2 separate regions of the Homo sapiens genome follow, and region 1 is linked to region 2. A link is a loop called in an ENCODE intact Hi-C map of the cell type or tissue named here. Cell type or tissue: natural killer cell. All regions are shown on one strand. Each heading gives the region's core, and the rest is flanking DNA. Links, peaks and the distances in the headings are about the cores only.

The links. Peaks named below come from ENCODE experiments on the same cell type or tissue, not always from the same donor. Only the 100,000 strongest peaks of a DNase experiment are listed, where the experiment ranks them.
Region 1: it touches region 2 in a loop (9-fold over the local background); 13 of 110 quality-filtered maps call a loop at or near these places.

Annotation. Positions count from the first base shown.
Region 1 is chr16:70,237,555-70,251,990 of GRCh38, reverse strand. It overlaps EXOSC6 (exosome component 6), which reads left to right and starts at 51. Exons shown (of 1, transcript NM_058219.3): 1 at 51-5,213. The coding sequence starts at 91. The coding sequence ends at 909. It also overlaps the pseudogene SMG1P7. RefSeq lists silencers at 305-394, 525-844. In natural killer cell, for the core only: no CTCF peak of the experiment used is centred there; DNase peaks (open chromatin) are centred at 10 and 400; H3K4me3 peaks cover 847 bases; H3K27ac peaks cover 645 bases.
Region 2 is chr16:70,290,916-70,306,169 of GRCh38, reverse strand. DDX19B (DEAD-box helicase 19B) reads right to left here and starts at 6,984. Exons shown (of 12, transcript NM_007242.7): 1 at 6,816-6,984. The coding sequence starts at 6,872. RefSeq lists enhancers at 6,909-7,138, 6,870-7,164. In natural killer cell, for the core only: no CTCF peak of the experiment used is centred there; DNase peaks (open chromatin) are centred at 6,649 and 6,949; H3K4me3 peaks cover 1,327 bases; H3K27ac peaks cover 1,553 bases.

The DNA of each region.
Region 1 (14,436 bases), core at 1-8,000, 51 kb after region 2:
CCATGCGCAGCCGCGCGTCTTTAAACAACGGAAGAACCAGTGGATGCGGCAGGGCGTTGGGCGGAAGGGGTTCGCACGCCAAGAACCGCCATGCCTGGGGATCACCGCCGCATCCGCGGCCCTGAAGAATCGCAGCCGCCGCAGCTGTACGCGGCCGACGAGGAGGAGGCGCCCGGCACCCGCGACCCAACGCGGCTACGGCCCGTGTACGCGCGCGCCGGGCTGCTGAGCCAGGCCAAGGGCTCGGCCTACCTGGAGGCGGGAGGCACCAAGGTGCTGTGTGCCGTGTCGGGCCCGCGACAGGCCGAGGGCGGCGAGCGCGGCGGCGGCCCGGCCGGAGCAGGCGGCGAGGCCCCGGCCGCGCTGCGCGGTCGCCTGCTCTGCGACTTCCGCCGCGCACCCTTCGCGGGCCGCCGGCGCCGCGCTCCCCCGGGCGGCTGCGAGGAGCGTGAGCTGGCGCTGGCGCTGCAGGAGGCGCTGGAGCCGGCTGTGCGCCTGGGCCGCTACCCGCGCGCGCAGCTCGAGGTGTCGGCGCTGCTGCTGGAGGACGGTGGCTCGGCCCTGGCCGCCGCGCTCACCGCCGCCGCGCTCGCCCTGGCCGACGCGGGCGTGGAGATGTACGACCTGGTGGTGGGCTGCGGCCTCAGCCTCGCGCCGGGGCCCGCGCCCACCTGGCTCCTGGACCCCACGCGGCTCGAGGAAGAGCGCGCCGCCGCCGGCCTCACCGTGGCGCTCATGCCTGTGCTGAATCAGGTGGCCGGGCTGCTGGGCAGCGGCGAGGGCGGCCTGACAGAGAGCTGGGCGGAGGCCGTACGCCTGGGCCTCGAGGGCTGCCAGCGCCTCTACCCCGTGCTGCAGCAGAGCCTGGTGCGGGCCGCCCGCCGCAGGGGCGCCGCCGCCCAGCCCTGAACCAGAAGCCTGAGCAACTACGGACGCAAGCCGAGGACCGTGCTGCCGCCGTCCACGAAAAGACCCGCGCCATCGGCCTCCAGTTTGCGTCGAGAATTCCTGGAAGGGCCCTGATATGACTGTGGTTGGACTGACCTGACTGCCAGATGGTGGGACTTGGTCTGGAGCAGGGACTACTTGGAATGATAAAGGCAAAACTCAACAGCCCCTGGAGCTGCGCTTGTGGTGGAGCTGGACCCTGAAATTACCTGGACCTTTTTTTTAGAGACAGGGTTTCTTTCTGCAGTCTCAAACTCCTAGCCTTGATTGATCCTCCTGCCTTGGCCTCCCAAAGTGCTGGGACTACAGGTGCATGCAACCACACCTGGCTAATTTTCTTTTCTTCTTTCTTTCTTTTTTTTTTTTTTTTTTTTTTGATGGAGTCTTGTTCTGTTGCCCAGGCTGGAGTGCAATGGTGCAATCTTGGCTCACTGCAACCTCTGCCTCCTGGGTTCAATCCATTCTCCTGCCTCAGCCTCCCAAGTAGCTGGGATTACAGGCACATGCCTCCATACCGGGCTAATTTTTGTATTTTTAGTAGAGATGGGGTTTCGCCATGTGGGCCAGGCTGTTCTCGAATGCCTGACCTCAGGTGATCCACCCGCCTTGGCCTCCCAAAGTGCTGGAATTACAGGTGTGAGCCACTGTGCCCAGCTGAGTAAATTTCTTGATTGCACAGAATGTACGGTGATATTGGCGGACTTAAGGACATCGAATTGTTTATCAGGAATAAAGTATTATGTGTGTTTTCTGCGGCCCTGGATAATGCTGTAGCATTCAGGGTCGATTGAGTAAAAAAAATGTAGAGATGGTTTCCTGTTTGTTTTTGCTTCTAGTTTTCATTCATTTGCTATTTATTCTCTTCTGGCTTTGCTTGTGTATGCATATATATAAAACCATTATTATTATTATTATTATTTTTAGTTTCTAGTGGAAGGCTTTTATTTGGTTCTGTGAATAGTCATTTTGTTTCCTAAGAACTTCCAGCAAGTTGTATTCATTCCATTCATCTAGAATTCCTAGGCTGCCTTTGTCGGGCCTGCAGGTATTAATGGAGAATAGCAGCTTTTTATTTTTTTATATTTATTTTTTGAGACAGAGTCTCACTCTGTTGCCCAGGCTGGAGTGCAATGGCGCGATCTCAGCTCACTGCAACCTCCGCCTCAGAGGTTCAAGTGATTCTCCTGCCTCAGCCTCTGGAATAGCTGGGACTACAGGCACCTGCCACCACACCCAGCTAACTTTTTGTATTTTTAGAGAAGATGGGGTTTCATCATGTTGGCCAAGCTGGTCTCAAACTCCTGATCTCAGTGATCCATCTGCCTCAGCCTCCCAAAGTTATAAGATTTTTTTCCTCTGGTTTTTAGTAAATGTTTTTTTTGAGATTGCTTAGCACCAGAATGATTTGCAAATTTGAAAATAGGAACTCCACTAGGAATGCCGGATAGAAGAGTGCTTCACATTTGTAGAGGGAGACAAGAACTAAATATCACGACGTCTTTCTGAGCCTTTTGGTTTGCTAACGTGCCCCAAATTCTTATTCCAAACGGTATAAGATAATTATGTGTAAATGAATACCAGCTCTACTTAGTTTTATTTCATATTTGTGTATCTGAATATATTAAAATATCTTTTTTTTTTTTTTGATGCGGAGTCTTGCTCTGTTGTCCAGCCTGGAGTGCAGTGGCATGATCTCGGCTCACTGCAACCTCTGCCTCCCAGGTTCAAGCGATTCTCCTGCCTCAGCCTCCTAAGTAGCTGGTATTACAGGAGTGTGCCATTAGCCTGGCTAATTTTTGTATTTTTAGTAGAGATGGATTTTCATTGTGTTGGCCATGCTGGTCTTGAACTCCTGACCTCAAGTGATCCTCCTGCCTTGGCCTCCCAAAGTACTGTGATTACTATCATGAGCCACCACACCTGGCCTAAAAGATCATTGATTTAGTTTTGAGTAAGATTTTAAGTGATTAAATTATGGTATTGTTGTGTCTGGAATATCTGATATTAGGGTTTTTTTTTTTTTTTTTTACAGTTTTTGATATGCTTTATTTTGGGTATGTAGTTTACAAAATATAAAGGAAATATAAGGAGTGTTCTCTTTTTTTTTTAAATAAAAAGTGTATTTTTAACTGGGCATGGTGGCTCACTCCTGTAACCCCAGCACTGTGGGAGGCTGAGGCTGGTGAATCGCCTGAGTCCAGGAGTTTGAGACCAGCCTGGGCAACAAGGTGAAACCCTGTTTCTATCAAAAAAAAAAAAAAAAAAAAAAAAGGAAAAAAAATAAGTCAGGCATGGTGGTATGCACCTGTAGTCCCAGCTACTTGAAGGCTGAGGCAGGAGGATCGCTTGTGCCTGGGAGGTTGAAGCTACAGTGAGCTATGGTCAAGCTACTGCACTCCATTATAGGCAACCCTATCTCAAAAAAGCAAAGCAAAACAAAACATTTTTCCCCTTGATTATAGAGGTTTGAGAAAAATTTGAGGGAAGATTCAGAAAATTACCTGTAACTGAACAGAATGCCACCAGCTTGGGCTTATTCTGCATGCATAATTATGAACATTTTCCCAGCTCTTGTGAAAATTCTCACATTCATAGAAAGATAGATGCACCAGTAAAATAAATACCTGTAAATACGATAATAATTTCATAATAATATGCTTCACCTAGATTTACCAGTTACTAATATTTTGCCAGTTTTATTTTCTCACACACTTTTGTTGAGCATCTGAAAACCATACACATGATGACAGTTCAACCCATAATGTTTTAGTTTGCATCTCCCAAGAATAAGGTTTTTCTTCTGTATAACAAGAATATTGTAATCATACCTAAGAAAATGAATTTTATTACATATGTGTTCTATATTCAAATTTCTGTAATTACCCCTAAGATGTCTTTTAAATGATTTTTAGCATTGATAGTCTGTGCCTGTGTAGATTATAACATTGGCTATTGCAAAATAATGGTTTTCTTTTTCTCTTTTTTTTTGAGACGAAATCTTGCTCTATTGTCCAAGCTGGAGGGCAGTGGCACAATCTCGGCTCACTGCAACCTCCGCCTCCCAGGTTCAAGCAGTTCTCATGCTTCACCCTCCTGAGTAGCTGGGATTACAGGCAGGTGCCACTGTGCTCTGCTAATTTTTATATTTTTAGTAGAGACGGAGTTTCATCGAGCTGGCCAGACTGGTCTTGAACTCCTGACCTCAAGTGATCCACCTGCCTCGTCCTCCCAAAGTGCTGGGGTTACAGGTGTGAGCCACTGCACCCAGCCTAAAATGATGGTTTTCTGATTCTAGCATTTCTTTTATAAGATTGCTATGTAAAGCACAGCTTTTCTTTTTTTAGGGAAAAATGTCTTTTAACAGCTGCAAAATAAATATTCTTTCAATGGAATGACAATTATTATTTTTGCCATATATTTATTTTAAAAATTTATGTATAATGGTAACCTGAGCCTGCATGTTATTCATGTGTGGTGCCATACTGATCTTTAATTTTAATGTGAAGCAAGTACTAATATAGTAAAGCATAAATTATATAAAATTTGCTTTATATTTTGGATTGCAAATTAATTGCTGTACTTTATAGAAAAGTTTCCCAAATCCGTTTTACTTTTTTGTATTTGAAATTTAATCACAGGTGGAATCTTAAAGAGAGCATTTAGGGATATTGTAAACAGATGTTATTAAGGACTAATGTTAACAAACATTGAAGAAGAGAAAACAGTATTTGTTTTTAGCTTAACATCTTAGTGGAGTGAAATATTTTCAGTATATTTATTTTATTTATTTATTAATTATTTTTTTTTTTGAGATGGAGTCTGGCTGTATTGTCCAGGCTGGAGTGCAGCGGTGCAATCTCAGCTCACTGCAACCTCTGCCTCCTGGGTTCAAGCGATTCTTGTGTCTCAGCCTCCCGAGTAGTTGGGATTTACAAGTCAATTTTTTTTTTAACTAAAACTACAGAATCTATTTTTCTTGGTCTCATACTCAGTTTTTTATGTAGTCACTTAGTAAATAACCTAATTTGCTTGTTTTCTCCACACTAATTTTAGGGTGAATTCCTCATTTCGCTTTTCAGATCATGGGGTGAGGGGGATGGTTGTGTGTGTGAGGAACTGAGGAATCAGATGGAAAACAATGCCTCTGCTCCTTTGAGTATAATCAGTGATATTTGAGGTTCCAGGGTTAAATGCTGCATTTTTATTTCTGACGTTCGTACCTTAAAATATTTGAAGAAAATAAACTATTTCATTGTTGTCAGAAATGTAGTTCTTTTATTTTCCTGCCCCTCTCCCCTTTCTAAGTTTCTAGAATGTTGAGTAGGTAGAACATAGATGCTCCTTTTAGGATCTTTTGCTGTGGAATGGTCCACAGGTGAATGGCAGTAATATCTTAAAATGATTGGCCCCCTCTCTCTTTGTTTCCATCAAGGATACAGTTGATATATTAGTTGGATGGCATATAGATCATACTCAGAAACCTTCGCTCACGCAGCAGGTATCTGGTAAGTCTTGCAGCCTATACCAGTTATTTAAATACTGTCGGGGAGGAGCAGTGGTCCCCCAGTGACCATCTATCAATAACATTTCTTTAATAATGCAAGAAAACTAATTCAGAGAAATGTTATATTGTAAATGAACATTACTTGTTAGCTAAATATATATTTTCAGAAGAAATTACTAGTAGGTGGGTAGAATAAGTACAGACAGGACTTACCCAAGTTATTTGTAGTTTGTACTGGTAGGAAAAAGTATATGGTAAGAATATATTGCAGTGGCAATACCCTGAAGTGGACAATGGAAGATCCAAGTTATTTGTAACATTTTATTGTTTTTCTGGTTATTTTTTTAAAAAAGGAAATAGGGTTAATTTGGAGAATTGTCATAAATGAGAAATGGTTTTGTTTCCCATTTTTTTGGAGTTAAGTGAATGACTAGCATGGCTCATTTGCACATTTCAGCTTGTTTCAAGTGTCATAGTTTCTCGTAACTTACTTGGTGTAATAAACTTTTGAAAATAGGATATTCAGGTGATAGTGGTCTGTTTCATTTTCACTGAGGAGATAAGTATACACCTTTAATGGTTAGATGTGGCCCTGGGATTAGCCAGGCCAATGGTAGATTGTGGCATTTTAGTGTTAAGTCATGTGTAGTGACAATATAGATAGGAAATTTACTGAAAAAGTAAGGAAATAACATTTACATGTTAATTTTTGCAGAAATTAAAGAGGTATTAATTAAAGAGGTATTGGTTAATCGTGATCAGCATGTTTAGCAGTCTTAATTTTATGATATAGGACATGTTTTAGGGTATGCTGCTTGAAAACCGGATACTTTTTAAAACAAGCCTCTTATATTTTTTTAATTTGGATTTTTTGGTGTTTTTTCTCCCCCCACCCTTTCACAATTTCTTATACGATTCCAAGGGTGGTTGCAGAGTTTGGAGCCATTTTGGGTAGCTGATCTTGCATTTTCTACGACTCTTCTTGGTCATTTTCTAGAAGACATGGAAGCATATGCTGAGGTGAGTATATAGAAAGCTGTTTCTTAAAATTTTGGTTAAGAAAAAATCTTAAATTGTGCTAGATTTATTTTAAAATGGCTCAGACCTCCTGACATTTAAGCAGAAATTACAAGCCCATTGCAATATTTTGAAAAAAAAATTTTTTTTTGAGACGGAGTCTCACTCTGTCACTCAGGCTGGAGTGCAATGGCACGATCTCAGCTCACTGCAACCTCCACCTCCTGGGTTCAAATGATTCTCCTGCCTCAGCCTCCTGAGTAGCTGGAATTACAGGTGCCCGCCACTATGCCCAGCTAATTTTTGTATTTTTAGTAGAGACGGGGTTTCACCATGTTGGCCAGGCTGGTCTCAAACTCCTGACCACTGGTGATCCACCCGCGTCGGCCTCCCAAATGCTGGGATTATAGGCATGAGCCCCCGTGCTCAGTCAGTATTTTAAACATTTATTTCAGATGTATTTAAGTTACCAGGAGAATTACTGGAGAGACTAAAAGAAACGTTGCAAGCTTCGTATTTCGCAAAGCTTTACATACTCTTGGTAGCTGGTATTTTTCTAAAGACATTTTTTGTTATTTATTTTTATTTTTTGTTCCCAGTCTTCAGAGTCTTAAAGCAAATTGATGTTGTGTTATAAAAAAACACAAAACACCAAAAGCTCCTAAAGATTTTCCTCTTACATATGTACGGGAGATCTGAATCGTACTTTGGAGGACAGGCCTTGGCTTCAGCCAGCTTTTGTGGCTGTACGAATATAGCATAGGAGCTTTAAGAGCACTGCTGAAGCCTCTGTTACTGGTACTTGGCTTTTCTGGCCCCACTGTCATGGCTTAACTCTGTGCTATCTCTTATCTGAATCTCTTTGTGTTTCTCCCCTATTCAGATCAACCAATCAAGGCTCCCATAAAGATTTTGGCCTCATCTTGTTTTTATCATCTTTGCTGCTTGTAGTCAACAGGAATTCAGTACCTTTAGCTGTACTGATGTGTTTACTCTTTCCTAGAAAAGCAAGGAAATGTTTTGCTTCTGTGTTGTTTTTTCTTTGCCCCCACACCTAGAATGTCTTTTTTCACAGCCCACGTTTAAAGCTGATCTACCTCTCATAAGCCACACATTCTAGTTTGTAGAGATGCTTCCCCTTGTTATCCTTAAGATCTCATTCTCTTCTGTTATTTTGGTGCTTAATTTTAGGTAAATGTATAGATTGGTTCTAGTATCCTAGTTTTTGCGAATCTTGTCCTTTTCATATATCGTACTTCTTCAGTTACACATCTGTAGACCAGGTCTTGTAATCTCCCTTTGCTCTTCATGTGCATGCTCTTGGTTTGGAGGACTTACTGTTGAGCTGAGTGGCTCAAAGAATACCTAGAATGAGATTTTTAGCCAAAAACTAATTCAGGAGTGGCAAAAGCTTCCGTCTTCATTTATACCTACATATAACTAGAGCATATGTGCTAGAATTTATTTTTCCCCAACAGCTTTCTGAGTTGATTTAAGAGATTATTTCCTTAATTTGTTGTCTATTGGGTTTAATGTTGGCTTTTTGAAATAATTAGGTAAAACCCATTTTTATATTCAGAGTCATGAATATTCTCATGGGCCACAGTTCTCTTTCTAAAAGCCTAAAAATCTATTCTAAAATGAATTGATTGAAATATTTTAGAGTTTTTTTTTTTTTAAACAATGTACTACTTATTAAGAATGCTGTGAATTCACATCTAGGACCTCAGCCATGTGGCCTCTGGGGAATCAGTGGATGAAGACGTCCCTCCTCCATCAGTGTCATTACCAAAGCTGACTGCGCTTCTCCGGGTATTTAGTACTGTGGTGAGGAGCATTGGGGAACGCTTCAGCCCAATTCGGGTCCTCCGATTACTGAGGCATACGTAACAGATGTAAGTGCTTTTGGGCATTTGAAGTGTCATTCAAAAATAAAATTGTTTTACATTGTAAATGCTTCTCTTTACCAGGTGAACTGTTATTAATCCTTCATTTGTTTAGCATGTATGTATGTATGTGTATATGTATATATTGTCTGACTGCTTTCTTAAATAACCAGAAAAGCAGGGAATCCTTTTATATCTCATCCTCCTTTCATCCAACTTCCCTACCCTCCCATGACAAAAGGCCACTCTGAATTTTTAAATCTTATTCTTTCATTTTTAAATAATATTTCTTATAATTTTACTTTTAAATTATTGGGTTTCCTTTTAGTTTTTCAACATATTACGAATAGCACACTATAGGAGAAGCCTCAGAAAGTAATCTTCTCTGAGCATAAGATGGAACTCATATGAAAACTTGTATATCTTTATATTCTTTGATAGCCTGATATCAAAGAACATAAACAAATTAAAAATGAGGTAGATAGATTGCCACACTTCAGCAGCCTCAAACATTAGCTGCACTGTATATAGCACATCCAATGAGGGTTCAGTGGAAAAGACACAAGAAATGAACCCCAGGCATTGTACTCGGCTGTGAATAAGGAGAAAGAAGCATGTGTGATACAGTCATAAAAAATTTAATCTAACTGATGAAAATTTTACCGTTAGGATAAAACTTGCTTTTAGGAGCATATACTTTTGCTGAACATGTTGCTAAATAAAATAGGATATTGATTATATAGTAAGTTGTGTACTTGAGCAGAAATGTCAGAACTTAAAGATAAATGAAACCAGCATATCGGTATTTTAAACCAATATGGTTTCAAAATGGTTTAATATCTTTGCTTCATTTTTAATGTCTAAAAGGTGGTTGTTTGAAGACTGTACAGAGTTGAAATAAAAAGCTGTTAATTCAGACATAAAATAAAAGGGACATAATTTATAGGATAGGTGTATATTGATTTATGAGGATCTTTTAGGCCTTTGAGAATGGTAGAATGGTGGGGTTTTTATTTTTTTATTTTATTTTTATTTATTTTTGGAGCTGGAGCCTCACTCTCTCACCCAGGCTGGAGTGTAGTAGTGCAATCATAGCTCACTGTAGTCTTGAACTCTTGGGCCCAGGTGAACTTCCCACCTCACTCAGCCCTACAAGCGGGTGTCACCATACCCAGCTCTTTTTTTTTTCTTTTTAAAGTGGGGTGGTGCCATCACGACTCAGTGCAGCCTCTATCTCTTGGGCTCAAGTGATCCTCCCACCATAGCTCCTGCTAATTTTTTATTTTTGTAGAGATGGCGTCTCAGTGTTTCCCAGGCTGGTCTTGAACTTTTGGCCTCAAGCAGTCTTCCCACCTCAGCCTCCCAAAGTGTTGGGATTATAGACATGAGCCACTGGTCTCTGTTGCCCAGGCTGGAGTGCAGTGGCACGATCTTGGCTCACTGCAGCCTTGACTTCCCAGGCTTAAGTGATCCTCCCACCTCAGCCTCTCAAGTAGTTGGTGGGACTACTGGTGTGAGCCACCACGCCCAACCAATTTAAAAACAAATTTGGTAGAGATGAGGTGTTGTTATGTTGACATGGCTGGTCTTAAACTCCTGGACTCAAGAGAACCTTCCAGCTAATCCTCTCAAAGTGCTAGGATGATAGATGTGAGTCACTATGCCCAACCTCCAAGGATACTTTTAATGAAAATTATGGGTAGACTAAATAAAATCCTGTATGTATTGGTTGTTAAATATTATAGAAGTATTTTTTAACATTTGCTCTGTTTTCTCCCCTATTTTATTAGAAATTTAGTACACAATTATTGGCCATTATAGTTAAGTGGGGGATTTTGTTTGTGTGTGTATTGGAAATCATATGATTTTTGAAGATACTATGTGGTAAGCATGAGAGTGCTTATCTTTCAAAAGAGACCATCAGTAGATAGAAAGTTTAATAAGCTTAAAGTGACTTGTATGTTCAGTTTTGAAAGATTGATTCCCAAAAGCCCAAGAGCTAGCTTGTAGTATGTGTGGGCAGGCTATTCCCATGCTGTCAATACCATTACTGTCGTGGTGTATTTCATGATAAAGATTCTGAGCTTCAGCCATTTAGTGACATTGGGAGAAACGAAGTTGGGTATATGGGAAATAGAGGATGGCAGATTCCATTTCCTGTCATAGTAGCACTTTAGGATTTTTTAGCCAAGATCATGTTTACATATTGTAGTAAAGGTATCATTATTCAGCTACTGAGAACTAGAATATTAAGAGACTGCTGGCAAGGCAAGCAGTTAATTTTCAGTTGAAATTGCATTAAATAAAAAGTATTTCCTTGCTTTGTGGAAGCACGTGAATTTTTTTAAAAAGCTGCTTGTTTTCCCCATTTACAGATTCTGTACAGAGTAATGAGATGTGTGACGGCTGCAAACCAGGTGTTTTTTTCTGAGGCTGTGTTGACAGCTGCTAATGAGTGTGTTGGTGTTTTGCTCGGCAGCTTGGATCCTAGCATGACTATACATTGTGACATGGTCATTACATATGGATTAGACCAACTGGAGAATTGCCAGACTTGTGGTACCGATTATATCATCTCAGTCTTGAATTTACTCATGCTGGTATGTGAATTATTCTTTTCCTTTTTAATGTGTTGGTTTATTCAGGCCCTTAAATCGATATGTAAGAAATTAAGGGCTTTGTCTGGGTATGGTGGCTTATGCTTGTAATCCCAGCACTTTGGGAGGCCAAAGCAGAAGGATTGCTGGCATCCAGGAATTCTGGCACAGCTTGGGCAATGTAGTGAGACCCCATCTGTACAAAAAGTCAAAAATTAGCTTGGTGTAGTGGTGTGCACCTGCAGTCCTAGCTACTCGGGAGGCTGAGGGAGGAGGATCGATTAAGCCCAGGAACTTGAGGTTGAAGTGAGCTCTGATTGTGCCACTGCACTCAGCCAAGGTGACAAAAAAGGCCCTGTCTCCAAAAAAGAAAAAACATAAGGGCTTTGCTTTATTATATTATTTTTTTAGAGTACATTCATCAGTCTTATAATCTATGCCTTCATTTTAGTGTCTATTTACTTTTATTTTTAATGCAATTTTTTTTTGAGACAGGGTCTCACTCTGTTGCACAAGATGAAGTGCAGTGGCATGATTTTGGCTCACTGTAGCCTTGACCTCTTGGGTTCAGGTGATCCTCCCACCTCAGCCCCCCAGGTAGCTAGGACTACAGGCGTGCACCACCACACCTGGCTAATTTTTTATATTATTTTGTAGAGATGGAGTTTTGCCATGTTGCCCAGGCTGGTCTTGAATTCTTGGGCTCAAGAAATCCACCTGCCTTGGCCTCCCAAAGTACTGGGATTATAGGCATGAGCCACTCTGCCAGGCCTCTATTTTTAGTGGTTGATAGCTAGTCTCAGTGTAGCTTTACTCGTTTTTTCTGAGGAAACATTGCTCTACGCACCAGATTCTTTGTTTTTTGCTTTTCTTTTCTTTCTTTTCTTTTTTTTTTTTTTTTGGTCACAGGATCTTGCTATATTCCCCTGGCTGGAGTGCAGCGGTACAATCAGAGCTCACTGCAGCCTCAAACTCCTGGGCTCAAGTGATCCTCCCACTCAGCCTCCCGACTATCTGGGACTACAGATGCATGCCACCATGCCTGGCTAACCTTTGTATTTTTTGGAGAGAAGGGGTCTCACTGCATTGTCTAGGCTGGACTTGAATTCTTGGTCTCAAGTAATCCTCCTGCCTTGCCCTCCCAAAGTGCTGGGATTACAGGTGTGAGCAGTCATGCCTGGTCTCCTTTAATTTCTTTTTTTTTTTTTTTTTTTTTGAGACGGAGTCTCACTCTTTCGCCCAGGCTGGAGTGCAGTGGCACAATTGTATTTTTAGTAGAGACGGGGTTTCACCATGTTAGCCAGGATGGTCTCGATCTCCTGACCTCGTGATCTGCCTGCCTTGGCCTCCCAAAGTGCTGGGATTACAGGCGTGAGCCACCGTGCCCGGCTGGCCTCCTTTAATTTCTTAACCATAAATATCCTCCCCCCACTTTTATTATGGACATTCTGAAGCACATAAAAATAGGGAGCATAGTATAATAAATTTGTACATATTTAACACTCAGCTTCTATAATTAGAAGCAAACGGCCCATCTGGTTTCATCTAGGCCTCTTTGCTATCCTTTCATCTCTAACTGGCTTATTTTAAAGCAAATTCTAGATGACATTCTGCTGAGCATTTCTGCCAGAATTACACCTCTCTTTGCTAATGTGAAAAAATGCCCATGATAACTGTAAAATAAGTGTGTCCTATTTAGGTGTCTAAACACTTTAATGTCACAGTATTAAGGCCTTAAAATATAGCTTAGATATATTTTTCTAAATTAAAAGACTTTATTTTTTAGATATACAGAAAATTGAGCAGAAAACAATGAGTTCCCATATACCTTCTTCATCCCAACAGTTTCCCCCTCATTAACATATTGTGTTAGTGTGGTACATTTATTACAAAGGAGTGAATATTGATATATTATTATTAACTAATTTCATAGTTTACTTTGTGTTATGTATTCTATGGACTTTAACATGTGTAATGACATGTATCCCCTATTACCAGTATCATACAGGATAGTTTCACTTCCCTAAAAATCTTTTATGTTCTACCCACTCCTTCCTCATTCCCTCTCCCCACTCCTCCCTCCCTCCATCTTAAGCCCATGGCAACCCCTGATCTTTTTACTGTCTCCATCATTTTGCTTTTTCCAGAATGCCATGTAGTTGGAGTCATATAGTATGTAGCCTTTTCAATTGGCTTCTTTCACTTACCAGTATGCATTTAAGGTTTCTCCATGTAACAAACAGCCATATTTAAGACATGCCTGGATAAATAAAATTGGTAGGAATGTTTTCTTGCCATTATATTTAACTTTTCTTCTTTTTCCTTGACAAATCTTGATAAGTTTTTTTATATTAGTTTTATTTTCTAGAAAATGTCTTATGAATTTCTCCTGTTTGCTCTAGCATGCTTATAGAAAATGTCAGTGTTTCTTACAGCTCAAATTTGTATAGTTGTTTTAAAATGCGGTCTCTTTCTTCTTCCCCTGGTACTTTTTTCTTTCTGTCTACTGAAGTTAGTTCTTATACATGGTCTTATATTTTGGCTGTCTCTTTTTCCCTAGAAACATTCATACAGGTTGAATATTCCTTATCTGAAATACTTGGGACTGGAAGTGTTTTTGATTTTGGATTTTGGAATACTTTTTTTTTTTTGGAGATAGTGTTTTACTCTTGTTGCCCAGGCTGAAGTGCAATGGTGCGATCTTGGCTCGCTGCAACCTCCGCCTCCCAGGTACAAGCGATTCTCCTGTTTCAGCCTCCCAAGTAGCTCGGATTACAGGCATGCGCCACCACGCCTGGCTAATTTTTTTGTATTTAATAGAGATGGGTTTTCACCATGTTAGCCAGGCTGGTTGTGAACTCCTGACCTCAGGTGATCCACCTGCCTTGGCCTCCAAAAATGCTGGGATTACAGGTGAGCACCACCATGCCCAGCCGGATTTTGGAATATTTTCATAACACTTACTGGTGAGCATCCCTAATCTGAAAATCCTAAATCTAAAATGCTCCAAAATTTGAAACTTTTTGAGCACCAGTATGATGCCCCAAGTGGAAAACCCCAAACCCGACCTCATGTGATGAGTCCAAACTGTTGTATGCACAAAATTATTTAAAATATTGCATAAAATGATCTTCAGGCTATGAATAGAAGGTGTCTATGAAACATAAGTGAATTTCGTGTTTAGACTTGGGTCCCATCCCCCACATATCTCATTTTATATATATGCAGGTATTCTCAAATCCAAACATATACAAAGTCTGAAAGACTTCTGGTCCCAAGCATTTTGAATAAGGGATACTCAACCTTTAGTCTTTCTTTTGGGGGGGGGGGAATTTTTTTTTTTTTTTTTGGAGACAGAGTCATGCTGTTGTCACCTGGGCTGGAGTGCAGTGGTGCAATCTCGGCTCACTGCCACCTCTGCCTCCCGGGTTCCAGCAATTCTCCTGCCTCAGCCTCCCGAGTAGCTGAGATACAGACACCTGCC
Region 2 (15,254 bases), core at 3,542-11,541:
AAAAACAACAACAACAACAAACAACAACAACAACAACAACAAAACTGACCTAACAAGAAGTTAGTTAAAATAGTCAAAACTCTCAGAACTAAAAAATAAAAAAAACAGGCCGGGTGCTGTGGGTCATGCCTGTAATCCCAGCACTTTGGGAGGCCGAGGCGGGCGGATCACGAGGTCAGAAGATCGAGACCATCCTGGCTAACACGGTGAAACCTCATCTCTACCAAAAAAATACAAAAAAATTAGCTGGGCATGGTGGTGGGCGCCTGTAGTCCCAGCTACTCGGGAAGCTGAGGCAGGAGAATGGCGTGAACCCAGGAGGTGGAGCTTGCAGTGAGCCGAGATTGCGCCACTGCACTCCAGCCTGGGCGACAGAGTGAGACTCTGTCTCAAAAAATAAATACATAAAAATTTAAAAAATAATAATTAAAAAAACAAAAAACCTCTCAGAACTACTTGAAACACATATTTATCTCTACGTTGACTAATGATGTGTTTTTTTTCTAAGTGTATATTGTGCCTTGAGATATTGGCTAATAAAAATATGAAGCCAGCACACACAAGCACAGGAAAGCATTATTTCATTTTTATCTCAGCCTTTATTACTTTTTTATTTGCTTTACAATGTACATAATATATTTAATAAAACAGTAAAGTATGCAATTTCTAAATAGATATTTACATATTGAGAGTGAATGATCAAAAGTTTCTTTGCAACAAATAACAAACTACACAGTTCATTTACTCAGTTAACAATGCCTGCCAGGTTAGGCATGAGAAATGCTCAAATGGATAAGGACCACAGTTAAGGGAGGGGATGCCATAATGAAAACAGAAGCATTAAGTGGAAGCAGGTATTCTGGGTCCTGAGACCTCCCTCACCCTTTCCTCCACCTAGATTCCAGAACACTGAGTCAGACCTCCACCATCTAGGCAGGAGTTTAGAGGATCCCTCTCTGCAAAATCTGGCCAGACCGGGAGGAAAGTTCTCAGGATGCTGACATAGACCACTAAAGATATATAGTTAAGGTCAGAATAGACAAGCCCCACTCATGTGTTTACAGCTTCCACTCAACTTTTTAGTCACTCACTCTTAAATATGAGTGGCCAAGCAAGGATTACAGACATCTGAGAAACAGTCATCACAAAAAAGTAGACACTGAAATATATGGATAAAACACGCCTCACATGAAACAGAGACTGAGCAGAGAGAAGAAGAAAAATATCCTCCAAATGATGAGGATATTATGACCATGAAAGCCGTACAGGGTATTGTCTGTAAAAAAGGAACAGTAAAGGAAGAAGAAAAAAGTTCCTGAAATTAAAAATAAGAAAGTAGAAGTGAAAATGAAATATACCAGACAGTACTTGAGAAAATCTCCCAGGAAATATAGAAAGAAAGAAAGAAAAAAAAAAGAGACAAAGATGAAAAACAGAAGAAAAAAGAAAACCAAAGGACTTTTAAACGAATGGTGCTGGAACAATTAAGACAGCTCTGGCCAGGAGTGGTGGTTCACGCCTGTAATCCCAGCACTTTGGGAGGCCAAGGCGGATGGATCACCTGAGGTCAGGGGTTTGAGACCAGCCTGGCCAACATGGTGAAACCCTGTCTCTACTAAAAATACCAAAAGTAGCCAGGCTTGGTGGCAGGCGCCTGTAATCCCAGCTACTCGGGGGACTAAGGCAGGAGAATCGCTTGAACCTGGGAGGTGGAGGTTGCAGTGAGCTGAGATCACGCCACTGCACTCCAACCTGGGGGACAAGAGCAAGACTTTGTCTCAAAAAAAAAAAAAAAAAGACATCTCTGTGAAAAAGATGAACAGATGAACCTCGGCCAGGCACGGTGGCTCACGCCTGTAATCAAGCACTTTGGGAGGCCGAGGCGGGCAGATCATGAGGTCAGCAGTTTGAGACCAGCCTGGCCAATATGGTGAAACCCTGTCTCTACTAAAAATACAAAAATTAGCTGGGCATAGTGGTGGGTGCCTGTAATCCCAGCTACTAGGGAAGCTGAGGCAGGAGAATTGCTTGAACCCCGGAGGCGAGGGGTTGCAGTGAGCTGAGATTGCGCCACTGCACTCCAGCCTGGGAGACAGAGCCAGACTCCGCCTCAAAAAAAAAAAGATGAACCTCAATGCATACCCCTTATTAGAAAAAATTTAACTCAAAATGGAAAATGGATTACAGACATAAATGTAAAATTTAAAACTATAAGACTTCTAGAGAACACAGGAGAAAATCTTTGTGGCCTTGGATAAGGTGTATATCTTGGAACACAAAAAGAACTAATCATCTAAAAATTGATAAATTAGGCCGGGCGCGGTGGCTCACGCCTGTAATCCCAGCACTTTGGGAGGCCGAGGTGGGCGGATCCCAAGATCGGGAGGTCGAGACCATCCTGGCTAACATGGTGAAACCCCATCTCTACTAAAAATACAAAAAAAAATTAGCCTGGCGTGGTGGTGGGCGCCTGTAGTCCCAGCTACTCGGGAGGCTGAGGCAGGAGAATGGCGTGAGCCTGAGAGGTGGAGCTTGCAGTGAGCCGAGATGGCACCACTGCACTCCAGCCCAGGCGACAGAGCAAGCCTCCGTCTCAAAAACAAACAAACAAACAAAAATTGATAAATTAGGTTAATCAAAGTTGAAAATGTCTATTATTTGAAAAGTACTGTTGAAAAAAGACAAGTTGTAGTTTGAGAGAATATATGCAAAACATATCCGATAAAGGACTTATCATGCCTGTAATCCATCTCAGCACTCTGGGAGGCCCAGGTGGGCGGATTGCTTGAACCCAGGTGTTCCAAGACCAGCCTGGGCAACATGGCAAAACCCTGTCTCTACAAAAAATACATACATTAGCCAGATGTGGTGGCGCATGCCTGTGGTCCCAGCTACTCTGGAGACAGGGTGGGAGAATCCCTTGAGCCCAGGAGGTGGAGGTTTCAGTGAGCCAAGATCATGCCACTGCACTCTAGCCTGACTCTAGTCTGGGTGACAGAGTGAGACCCTGTCTCAAAAAAAACAAAAACAAAAACAAAAAACAGAACTTCTATCCAGAATATATAAAGAAACTTCCCAACTAAAAACAAAAACAATCCTACTTTAAAAATGGGCAAAAGGTTTGAAAAGCCACTTCAAAGAAGTTACATACATGGCAAATAAGCACATGAAAAGATTGTCAACATCATTAGTCATTAGGGAGATATATAAGTTAAAACCACAATGAGACACCAGCATGTACCTATTAGAATGAAGGAAACTGACAATACTGTGCAGGGAAGGGTGTGGGGCAGTTGAAGCTCTCATCCATTGCTGTTGGAAAAGCAGAATGATACACTTTGGAAAATAGTTTGGCACATAACTTACAAAGTTAAACACATACGACATAACACAGTAAATCCTACTCTTTGATATTGACTTTACCCAAGAGAAATGCAAACATATGTCCATACAAAAATCTGTACCTTAATGTATAGAGTAGCTTTCTTCATATTGTCTCAGACTGAAAATTACTCAAGTGTCCATCAATAGAAGAATAAGCAAACTGTGTATATATATCCACAGTGGAATTCTACTCAGCAATAAAAAGGAATGAACTACTGATACATGCAACTTGGTTGAATTCTAAATGCATAATACTAAGTGGAAGAAGCCAGACTTTTCAAAAGGTTATATATTATATATATGATTCCATTTTATGACATGTTGGAAAAGGCAAAACTATAATGACAGAAAACATATCAGCAGCTGCCAGAGAAGGGTGAGGAGAGGGAGTGAACTACAAGAAGTTGTAGTTCTTTGTAGAGAGGGTTTATGTGTTGCCTGTGGTGGTAGTTACACAACTGTATGCTTTTGTCAAAATTCATAGAACTGTACACTAACAAAGTTTAATTTTACTCTGTGTAAATTATACCTCCATAAACCTGACTTTTAAAAAAATTAAAGGGCTGGCCAGGTGTGGTGGCTCACGCCTGTAATTCTAGGACTTTGGGAGGCTGAGGCATGCGGATCACTTGAGGTCAGGAGTTCAAGACCAGCCTGGCCAACATGGTGAAACCCCACCTCTACTAAAAATACAAAAAGTAGCCAGGCATGGTGGCACATGCCTGTAATCCCAGCTACTCGGGAGGCTGAGGCAGGAGAATCGCTTGAACTCAAGAAGCAGAGGTTGCAGTGAGCCAAGATCGTGCCATTGCACTCCAGCCTGGCGGACAAGAGCGAAACTTCATTTCAAAAAAAAAAAAAAAATTAAAGGGCCAGTCCAACAGATCCAACATTCATCTAATAAGAGTTCTGGGAAAAGCTATGCAGTGGTGCGCACCTGTAGTCCCAGCTACGAGGGAGGCTGAGGCAGGAGGATCACTTGAGCCCAGGAGTTCAAGGTTGTAGTACACTATGATTCTGCCTGTGAATAGCTACTGCACTCCAAATTGGGCAACATAGACAGACACTGTCTTAAAAAAAAAAAAAAAAGAGAGAGAGAGAAAGAAAGAGAGAAAGTGAGTTCTGGAAAAGAGGGAATTAAGAAAAAACAAAGAAGAAGAAATCAGCAATGAAATTATTCAGGAAAAGTTCTCATAACTGAAGAACAAGAGTTTTTCAGATTGAAAGTACCCACACCCAGGGGCCAGTAATATGGATGAAAATACACCCATACCAAGACATATTACCATAAATTTTCTGAATATTAAAGACAAACAGAAGATTCTCCAAGCTTAGAAAGGGGAAAACAAGTCACATCAAGAATCAGGATGGTCTCAAACATTTCAACAACAAATACAGAAATCTAGAAGGCAATGGAACAATACATTTAAAATTTGGCAGGAAAATAATTTTCAACCTACAATTCTATACCCAGCCAAACTATTATCCAAATTACAGGGCAAAGTTAGATTTTTTAAGACATGGAATATTCTTAAAGTAATTTACTTCCCGTACACCTCCAGAAAGCTGACAGATGGCTGCACTAAAATAAGGAATAAATCAAGAAAGATGGAAAAGTAGGGGTACAGAAAGGAAGGGATCCAAGAGATCCAAAAGACAAGAGAAAGGAGGAAGGAATCTGCAGAATGAGGCTGAAGGGAAATTTGCCCTGTTCCCTCTATTCCCCAATATGAACTGTGCTCTAAAGACAGGAGTAACTAGTCCAATTTGAAGCAGACTTAAAGGCCTAGGAGAAATGGAATTGATAGAATACTTGATGAGTCTAAGCATCCTGAGATAAACTTAGACAACTGGAAGACAGTTTGGGGTTGAATTGATAATTAAGAAAAAAAAATGAAGCATAAACATAAGGCAATTAAGAATTCCAAGTAAAATAAATTTTATAGAAAAGTAAAGGGCCAGGCAAAGTGGCTCAGGCCTATAATCCCAACACTTTGGGAGGCCGAGGTGGGAGGATGGCTTGAGCCCAGCAGGTCAAGACCAACCTGGGTAATATAGTGAGACCTCGTCTTCACAAAAAATTAAAAAGTTAGCTGCATATGTTGGCACATGCTTGTAGTCCCGGTTACTCAGGAAGCTGAGGTGGGAGGATCACTTGAGCCTGGGAAGGGGAGGTTGTAGTTGGCAAGAGATGGTGTCAATGCACTCCAGCCTGGGTGACAGGGCAAGACCCTCTCTCAAAAAATATATGTAAAGAAAGAAAGAAACAGAAAAAAGAGGCTGGATGCAGTGGCTCACACCTGTAATCCCAGCACTTTGGGAGGCTGAGGCAGGTGGATCACTTGCACGCTGGAGTTCGAGACCAGCCTGGGCAACATGGCAAGTCCCCATCTCTACAAAAAAAATACAAAAAGTAGTTGGGCATAGTGGCACATGACTACAGTCCCAGTTACTCAGGAGGCTGAGGTGGGAGGATGGCTTGAGCCTGGGAGGCAGAGACTGCAGTGAGCCAAGATCACTCCACTGCACCCTAGCCTGGGCAACAGAGTGTGACCCTGTCTCCAAAAAAAAAAAAGGAGTTGCCTCTGGGGAGGAAAAAAATTGGCGGGAACCGTTGTTTTTAAAATAACTTCACTCTTTAAACAATGTGTATATACAACTTATTTTTTATGAGCTATAAAAAATAAAAGACAAGGTTCTTATTCTTGAGGAAGTCATAGCAATAAGTACTAACAGAAGTAGGTTCAAAGCCTACTAGGATTTAAAGTGTTTCGGTGGGAGAAATTAATTCTACGCAGTAGTGTTTAACACATCTCTTGCTTACCATGTGTCAGGTCCAGAAAAAAAGAACAAAGTGAAGCCGATGAGGAAAGGATTTGCTGACTGCCACACCTACTGGGTCCATCATTTATCACTGAGGAAGCACACAAATATGAGCAAAGACATGGTCCCTGAGCCAAAGAAGCTCTGAATGTAGAGGTGGAGAATGACACCTAAAATAACTATTACAAACCGGGGCGGCCAGGAACAATGGCTCAGCCTGTAATCCTGGTGCTTTGAAAGGCCGAGGCAGGAAGATAGCTTGAGACCAGGAGTTCCAGACTAGCCTGGGCAACCTAGCAAGACCATGTCTCTATTTCAATTAAAAACAAACAAAACACAATCTAGGGTGATGGGTGCAATCTATGATTCTTCCTGGTTCCAGGAAGACAGACAGGCAGCTGAGCGCTTTACCGATAGGAGCACTCACCTGCGCTTACGTAACGCGGAGGCGGCTGCGTAAACAAAGCCAGCTCAGGGTCCAGGCTCCATCCCTATCCTCCCCGCCACCCCATCCAGCCTCTAATCAACCTGGGAAACATTCTTTCCCAGGGACCAAGTCTCCGACCAGAACTAGTCCCCTGACCCTTTTAGGGCTGAAGCCAACTCACCGACTCAGCCGCAGCTTCCTGCTCGTCCACCGCCAGGGCCCATGAGTCAGTGGCCATGGTCCCAGGCGCGGGTGGGACGCTCGTGCTGGTGGATTCGAGGGATGGCACGAGGGATCGTGGGCTCCGGGGGTTCGCGGCAGGCTCTGCTCCAGCCCCACTACAAGGCTGCAGACCGGAAGCGGCGCGCCACAGTGACGTCGGAGGCCACTCCTGTTTGGCCACCCTTTGCCCACTTGAGGCTGTCGATTCTGTTGCCCTCAGACCCGTACCCCTCAACCCCGGGCAGAGCAAGCTTTCCTATCAAGCTGAGGTAGTTATCTTAAAATGCCTAAGCTCTGGTTAACTTGGATCTCCAACCAAAGAACAAAATCAGATTCCCGCCCAACACAGTGGCAGAGTAGGCACTAATACAGATTGAACAGATTGAATATATCAAAACAGAAAACCATTACCAATAGTCACCAAAATGCAAAACAAGCACAGAGCTGTTTCCCTTTTCAGATTGGTAATTTAAAATGTCCAGATGTTGGCAATCAGCCCTGACAACCCATTTGGTTAAAAGTCCACTTGACCACTATGCAATCTTGTTAGGCATGTAACAAAACTGCACCTGCACTCATAAATTTGTACCCCAAGAGGAGGAATTGCAGCTCTCCTATGTAAGCGTTGTAGAATCAGGAGAATGTTAAAAAGGAAGAAAACAGACGGTGCGGTGGCTCATGCATGTAATCCCAGCACTTCTGGAGGCCGAGGCGGAAGGATCACTTGAGCCCAGGAGGTCTAGGCTGCAGTGAGCCATGACAGGGCCACTGCACTCCAGCCTGGGTGACAGAGCAAAACTCTGTCTAGGAAAAAAATAAATAAAATTAAAATAGTAAAATAATTAAATAGAGCTAGGTGTGGTGGCTCATGCCTGTAATCTCAGCACTTGGGTTTTTGTTTGTTTTTTGAGATTGAGTCTGGCTCTGTCGCCCAGGCTGGAGTGCAGTGGCACGATTTCGGCTCACTGCAACCTCCACCTCCTGGGTTCAAGAAATTCTCTTGCCTCAGCCTCCCAAGTAGCTGGGATTACAAGCATGCGCCACCATGCCCAGCTAGTTTTTCTATTTTTAATAGAGATGGTGTTTCACCATGTTGGCCAGGATGGTCTCAATCTCCTGACCTCGTGATCCGCCTGCCTTGGCCTCCCAAAGTGCTGGGATTACAGGCGTGAGCCACTGCACCCGGCCTTTTGTTTTTTTAAGATAGAGACAGATCTTGCTGTGTTGTCCTGGCTGGTCTCAAACTCCTGAGCTCAAGTGATCCTCCCACCTCCACCTCCCAAAGTGCCAGGATTGGCCAGGCACAGTAGCTCACATGTGTAATCCTAGCATTTTGGGAGGTGGAGGTGGGAGGATCGCTTGAATCCAGGAGTTTGAAAACAACAACATAGCGAGGCCTTATCCTTACACAAGAAAAATTTAAAAATTAGCCAGGTGTCGTCGCACATGCCTGCAGTTCCAGCTACTTGGGAGGCTGAGGTGGGAGGATCACTTGAGCCCAGGAGGTTGAGGCTGCAGTTAGCAGTGTTTGTGTCACTGCACTCTAGTCTGCGCAACAGAGTAAGACTCTGCCTCATAAACAAATAAATAAATAGGAAGAAATATCTTGGGCTTTTAGTAGTTGTAAAATAAGGATTAAATGAAAGAACTGCTTTCTCCTAACTAGAATCAAAGAAGCTTCTCTTCCCTTGTTACTTCCCTAGAAAGAAACTAGGCATTTTCCTACAATCTGAAAAAAATGAATCCCAACCTCTTTCATTTTGCCAATATTATACAACAATAAGTTAATTTCAAGCCATGAGGCCGGGCACAATGGCTCACACCTGTAATCCCAGCACTTTGGGAGGCCAAGGTGGGTGGATCACCTGAGGTCAGGATATCAAGACCAGCTTGGCCAACATGGTGAAACCCTATCTCTACTAAAAATACAAAAATTAGCCAAGCATGGTGGTGCACACCTGTAATCCCAGCTACTTGTAAGCCTGAGGCAGGAGAATCACTAGAACCCGGAAGGCAAAGGTTGCAGTGAGCCGAGATCATGCCATCACACTGCAGCCTGGGCGACGAGTGAAACTCTGTCTCAAAAAAAATAAATAAATAGACTGGGCACGGTGGCTTGCACCTGTAATCCCAGCACTTTGGGAGGCCAAAGCAGGTGGATCACGAGGTCAGGAGATTGAGACCATCCTGACCAACATGGTGAAACCCTGTCTCTACTAAAAATACAAAAATTAGCTGGGTGTGGTGGCATGCACCTGTAGTCCCAGCTACTTGGGAGGCTGAGGCAGGAGAATCGCTTGAACCCGGGAGGTGGAGGTTGCAGTGAGCCAAGATCATGCCACTGCACTCCAGCCTGGACGACAGAGCAAGACTCTGTCTCAAATAAATACATAAATAAAAACAAACAAACAAAAATCAAGCCATGGTGGGTTCTCTGTGGAATTTTACCAGTACTGTAAGAGTAAAAACGTTTTGAGAAAGGGTAAAGCAGTTCCAGAGAACATTCTACTTGCTATGATTATTTTTTCCTGCACTCTCACAGGGTTAACTGGAGAAGACGTTTTTGTTTTTTGTTTTTGACCTTACACATGAGGATGTGCTAAAAAGAAAAAGGCAAACACCACCTTGGTAGCCATGACCTACATCTCATCAATTCAGAAGCAACCCTGGGGATATTTTCCCAGATAAATTATATTGTTTCACAGGGCTAGAGGTTAATGAAATTTGCAAAACATTTTAATGAGGTTAAAAATTACATCGCCCAAGTTGCAGGACCGTATATAGTAGGTTCACTTGTACAAAACAAACAGGAACCCCCACCCCAAAAGCCCCCAAGCTCCCATATATGCTTTTATACACTATGGAAAATGCCTAAGAAGACCGGAGCAGTGGCCTGTGTCTGCAGTCCCAGCTACTCCTGAAGCTGAGGTTGGAGGATCGCCTGAGCTCAGAAGTTCGAAGCCAGCCTGGACAACATAGTGAAACCATCGCCTCTTAAAAAAAAAAAAAATGTGGCCAGGTGCGGTGGCTCACGCCTGTAATCCCAGCAGTTTGGGAGGCCAAGGTGGTGGATCACGAGGTCAGGAGTTCAAGATCAGCCTGGTCAAGATGGTGAAACTCTGTCTCTACTAAAAATACAAAAATCAGCTGAGCATGGTGGTGGGTGCCTGTAATCCCAGCTACTTGGGAGGCTGAGGCAGAGAATTGCTTGAACCCAGGAGGCAGAGGTTGCAGTGAGCTGAGATCATGCCACTGCACTCCAGCCTGGGCAACAGAGCGAGCCTCTGTCTCAAAAAAAAAAAAAAAAATGCTTAAGATACACACAAAACTGATAACCATGGCTGCCCCTGGTGAGGGCCTCTAGAAGGGTGGGGGTGGATTGAGTATGCTTTATCCTCTGAAATTATTTTCCATATGCATGGTTTTTTTTAAATTAGAGACAGGGTCTTGCTATGTTGCCCAGGCTGGAGTGCAGTGGCTATTCACAGGCACCATTACAGCACATACTATATCCTTGAACTCCTGAGTTCAAGAGGTTCACCTGCCTCTGCTTCCCAAGTAGCTGGGACTACAGGTGTGTGCAGCTGTGCTTGGCTCCATGTTTCCCTTTTAAAAATGTATTTCAGACAAACAAGAAAGGGTATAACAAATACTTAGATTCCCACCTCAAAACTTAATAAATAAAATTACTAAGGTCCAATTGATAATCTCCGTATACTCATCCCAGGAAGACAGCAGCTATGCCAAATTTGGTGTTTATCCTTCCCGTACACGATTTTAGCATGTGTTTTTTCTTCTACTAAATAAATATGCAAGCCTGGGCAACATAGGGAGACCCCGTCTCTACCAAAAAAAAAAAAAAATTTTTTTTAAGTAGCTGGGCGTGGTGGCGTGAGCCTGTAGTCCCAGCTACTCCTGAGGCTGAGGTGGGAGGATCACTTGATCCCAGGAGTTCAAGGCTGCAGTGAGTCGTGATCATGCCACTGCACTCCAGCCTGTCTCAAAACAAAACAAAAAACAAAAAAACTTAAAAATAGCATCGGGGTTTCAGACTCTCCTAAGTTCACCCCCAATACACCTGCGCTTTGTGAGACTCCGGCTAAGAAGGAACCTGGTTTCCAAAGCGGGCGTGGAAAGAAGAGTGTTCGGGGAATAAGAGCATCTGGATTGGAATTCAGCCTCCTGCATTTATTCCCACGTGAGCCTAGCCAGTCTCAGTTTCCCCTGAAATCACAGGAAGTACCCACCTCACAGATGGCGGATTCTAGATCACAAGGCTAAGACCTTGGGCCGAAGCCTCGAGAAATATTGTTATTCCTCTACCCAGGAGTAGGGGCGAGGAAGGCACCTAAACGTGGGAGGAAAGGGTCTGGCTTCTACCCTCGCAGATACTCACGTCGCCCACAGGCAGGGTGATGGGAAACCGCCGCAGGGCGCGATCTTGGACGCGCCCGGCAGCCCCAGCCATCGCGGCTGAGCATGGCAGTTACACTCCAACAACCGCTGCTCTTGGCACTGGCCAAGCCGGAGCCTCATTGGCTGAGGCCTGGAAATCCTGTCAGCCAATCAGCTGAGGGGACGGTACAGCGCTCGGGCACGCGCCCCAGGAACTCTGGGGGCCAAAGACAAGCGCAAGCCTCCCGCAGAGGGCTTTGTTTCCTGCTAAATGTCTGGCTTCCTGGTGAGACTGGGAACTCCATGAGGGCAGGGCAAGATCTTTAATCTTGATCCTCAGTGACTAACACATAGTGGTCACTCATTTGGTGAATCATGAGCCATTAGCATCTCCCCCCGTGGGTCAAACTTTTTAAAAATTTTGCATCTGAACAAATAGGTGCAGACGCACATCCTCTAATCTAGACCCTTGGTATTCCAAGTATAATCTCTCAGCAGCATAGATATCGCCTGAAGCCTGTTAAAAATGCAGGCTCTCGGCCGGGCACGGTGGCTCACGCCTGTAATCCCAGCACTTTGGGAGGCCGAGGCGGGTGGATCACGAGGTCAGGAGATCGAGGCCATTCTGGCTAACACTGTGAAACCCCGTCTCTACTAAAAATACAAAAAATTAGCTGGGCGTGGTAGCGGGCGCCTGTAGTCCCAGCTACTCGCAAGGCTGAGGCAGGAGAATGGCGTGAACCCGGGAGGCGGAGCTTGCAGTGTGCAGAGATCGCGCCACTGCACTCCAGCCTGGGCGACAGAGTGAGACTCCGTCTCAAAAAAAAAAAAAAAAAAAAAAAAAAATTCAGGCTCTCAGGCCCTACCCCAGACCTATTCAATTTAGCAATATTTTAAGATCCTAGGTGATTCCTTTAGCGTTTTATGGTCTGAAAAGTACATTAGACAAAAAAATTATAATATGCTCAATTGAAATATTCCTTTAGAGGTTCTTAAAAATTCAGCCTTGGCCGGGCGCGGTGGCTCACGCCTGTAATCCCAGCACTTTGGGAGGCCGAGGCGGGTGGATCATGAGGTCAGGAGATCGAGACCATCCTGGCTAACAAGGTGAAACCCCGTCTCTACTAAAAATACAAAAAATTAGCCGGGCACGGTGGCGGGCGCCTGTAGTCCCAGCTACTCGGGAGGCTGAGGCAGGAGAATGGCGTGAACCCAGGAAGCGGAGCTTGCAGTGAGCCGAGATTGCGCCACTGCAGTCCGCAGTCCGGCCTGGGCGACAGAGCGAGACTCCGTCTCAAAAAAAAAAAAAAAAAAAAAAAAATTCAGCCATCCCCATTTGACTTAGTACCAAATAAGCCAGCATTGTAAACCCATTTTATAGATGCTAAAAGTAGCTAAGATGCCATGGGAGAGTTAAGAGTCTAGCGCTACATCCTTCCAAAGCTATGTTAGTTTTTTTTTTTTTCCACTTGTTTCCATTTCTTTCTTTTTTTTTTCAATTGAGACACTGTCTCATTCTGCCACCCAGGCTGGAGTGCAGTGGCACGATCATGGCTTACTGCATCCTTTACTTCCCTGTCTCAAGCTATCCTCCCACCTCAGCCTCCTGAATAGCTGGGACTACAGATGCATGCCACCATGCCCAGCTAATTTTTGTATTTTTTTGTAGAGGTTGAGTTTTGTCATGTTGCTCAGGCTAGTCTCAAACTCCTGGGCTCAAGCCATCCACCCACCTCAGAATCCCAAAGTATGGTGATTAAAGGTATACGCCATCACGCCGGCCTGTTTCTGTTTGTTGTTTTTATTATTTTTTAAATTTAATTTAATTTAATTTTTTTGAGACAGAGTTTCCCTCTTGTCTCCCAGGCTGGAGTGCAGTGGCACAATCTTGAGTCACTGCAGCCTCTGCCTCAGCCTTCTGAGTAGCTGGGATTACAGGTGGCCGCCACCACACCCAGATAATTTTAGTATTTTTAGTAGAGATGGGGTTTCACCAGGTTGACCAGGCTGATTTTGAACTCCCAACCTCAGGTGATCTGCCCGCCTCGGCCTCCCAAAGTGTTGGGATTACAGGCATGAGCCACTGTGCCTGGCCTGTTGTTTCACTCTGCGGCCCAGGCTGGAGGGTAGTGGGGCAATCACAGCTGTTGTACTATTTCAGTTCTTTGGTTATCTTTCTCATGCCCCAAGATGGAGTTCAACAAATGTTCTACTGGAGAGCAAGCCATGTGCATATCGCTCACTCCCACCTACAGGCCTATTTGCTTAGCCTAGAGTAAATCAAGAACTTGCCAGTAGTTTCCTAAAATACATAATTTGCACATTGCATTAAGATAGCATTCTTTCTAGCATGTAGTTGACATCTACAAGAGAAAAATATCACAGAAAAATATCATTAGATAATTATATTAGAATGAGACTTTTGGGCCTCAATTACAATTTCTTTCTTTTTTTTGTTTTAAGAGACAAGGGGGCCGGACGCGATGGCTCACGCCTGAAATCCCAACACTTTGGGAGGCCAAGGCAGGCGAATCACCTGAGGTCGGGAGTTCAAGACCAGCCTGGCCAACATGGCGAAACCCTCATCTCTACTAGAAATAGAAGAAAAAAAAATAACTGGGCGTGGTGGTGGCGCCTGTAATCTCAGCTACTCGGGAGGCTGAGCCAGGAGGCAGATGTTGACATGAGCCGAGATCATGCCATTGCACTCCAGCCTGGGCAACAAGAGTGAAACTCTGCCTCAAAAAAAGGAAAAAAAAAGAGAGAGAGACAAGGGTCTTGCTTTGTTGCCCAGGCTGGAGTGCAGTCGCGAGATCTCAGCTCACTGAAGCCTTCAGCTTCTGGGCTCCAAGTGATTCTCCTTCCTCAGCCTCTTGAGCAGCTGGGACTACAGGCGAATGCCACCACGCCTAGCTAATTAAAAAGAATTTTTTTTTTTTAACAGAGTCTCACTATGTTGCCTAGGCTGGTTTCAAACACTTGGGCTCCATTGATCCTCCTGCCTTGGCCTCCCAAAGTGTTGGGATTACAGGTGTGAGTCTCTGTGCTGGCCTACAATCTCTCTTAATGGGTGAATAAAAAATTCTTATTTATTTATTTATTTATTTTGAGACAAAGTCTCGCTCTGCGGCCCAGGCTGGAGTGCAGTGGCCTGATCTCGGCTCACTGCTAGCTCCGCCTCCCGGGTTCACGCCATTCTCCTGCCTCAGCCTCCAGAGTAGCTGGGACTACAGGCGCCCGCCACCACGCCCGGCTACTTTTTTTGTATTTTTTAGTAGAGACGGGGTTTCGTCGTGTTAGCCAGGATGGTCTCAATCTCCTGACCTCATGATCTGCCTGCCTAGGCCTCCCAAAAGTGCTGGGATTACAGGCATGAGTCACCACGCTAGGCCAAAAAATTATTTTAATCTGTTTATAATTATTTTATTAATGAAGGTACTATCCTAGTAACAACTCTGGCAGCAGAACTAAATTATTGAGATTACAACCTGTATTATTTTATTCTGAAAGTACAATTCATACATACCTTTTGGCTTTCTATTTTAAGTGTGGTGGCTTAGAAGTCTGACTCATTTCCCAGATTGTTTAAGCTAAATATATGTTATTTAGGGCACTGTGGATCAGAATAAACACTTGTGTCTCCTGGTTTTGCCCTCAGCTGTGTTACTTAACCTCTCTCTCTGCCTTATTTTACTCTGTTAAAAGCAGATAGTAGTAGTAACTCATGATAAGGTTGTGAGGATTAAAAGCTTAGATTGGTGCCTGCTGTATACTAAGTGCTCAATAAATGGTAGGTTTGATGATTACTATTTGTGAGCAGCTATGAAGTGGGAAAGTAAATCAAATGATTTATGTTTTTACTGGCTTTTGGGCTTGACCTTCTTTTTGTGTAGGATGCTCTTTTTGCATAAAAAGTAGTATTTTTCTGTATTGTCTGTAACTTGAGTTATGACCAGCAGCACAATTTATTACCCGTGTATTTGGATATATCAGATGATGGAGG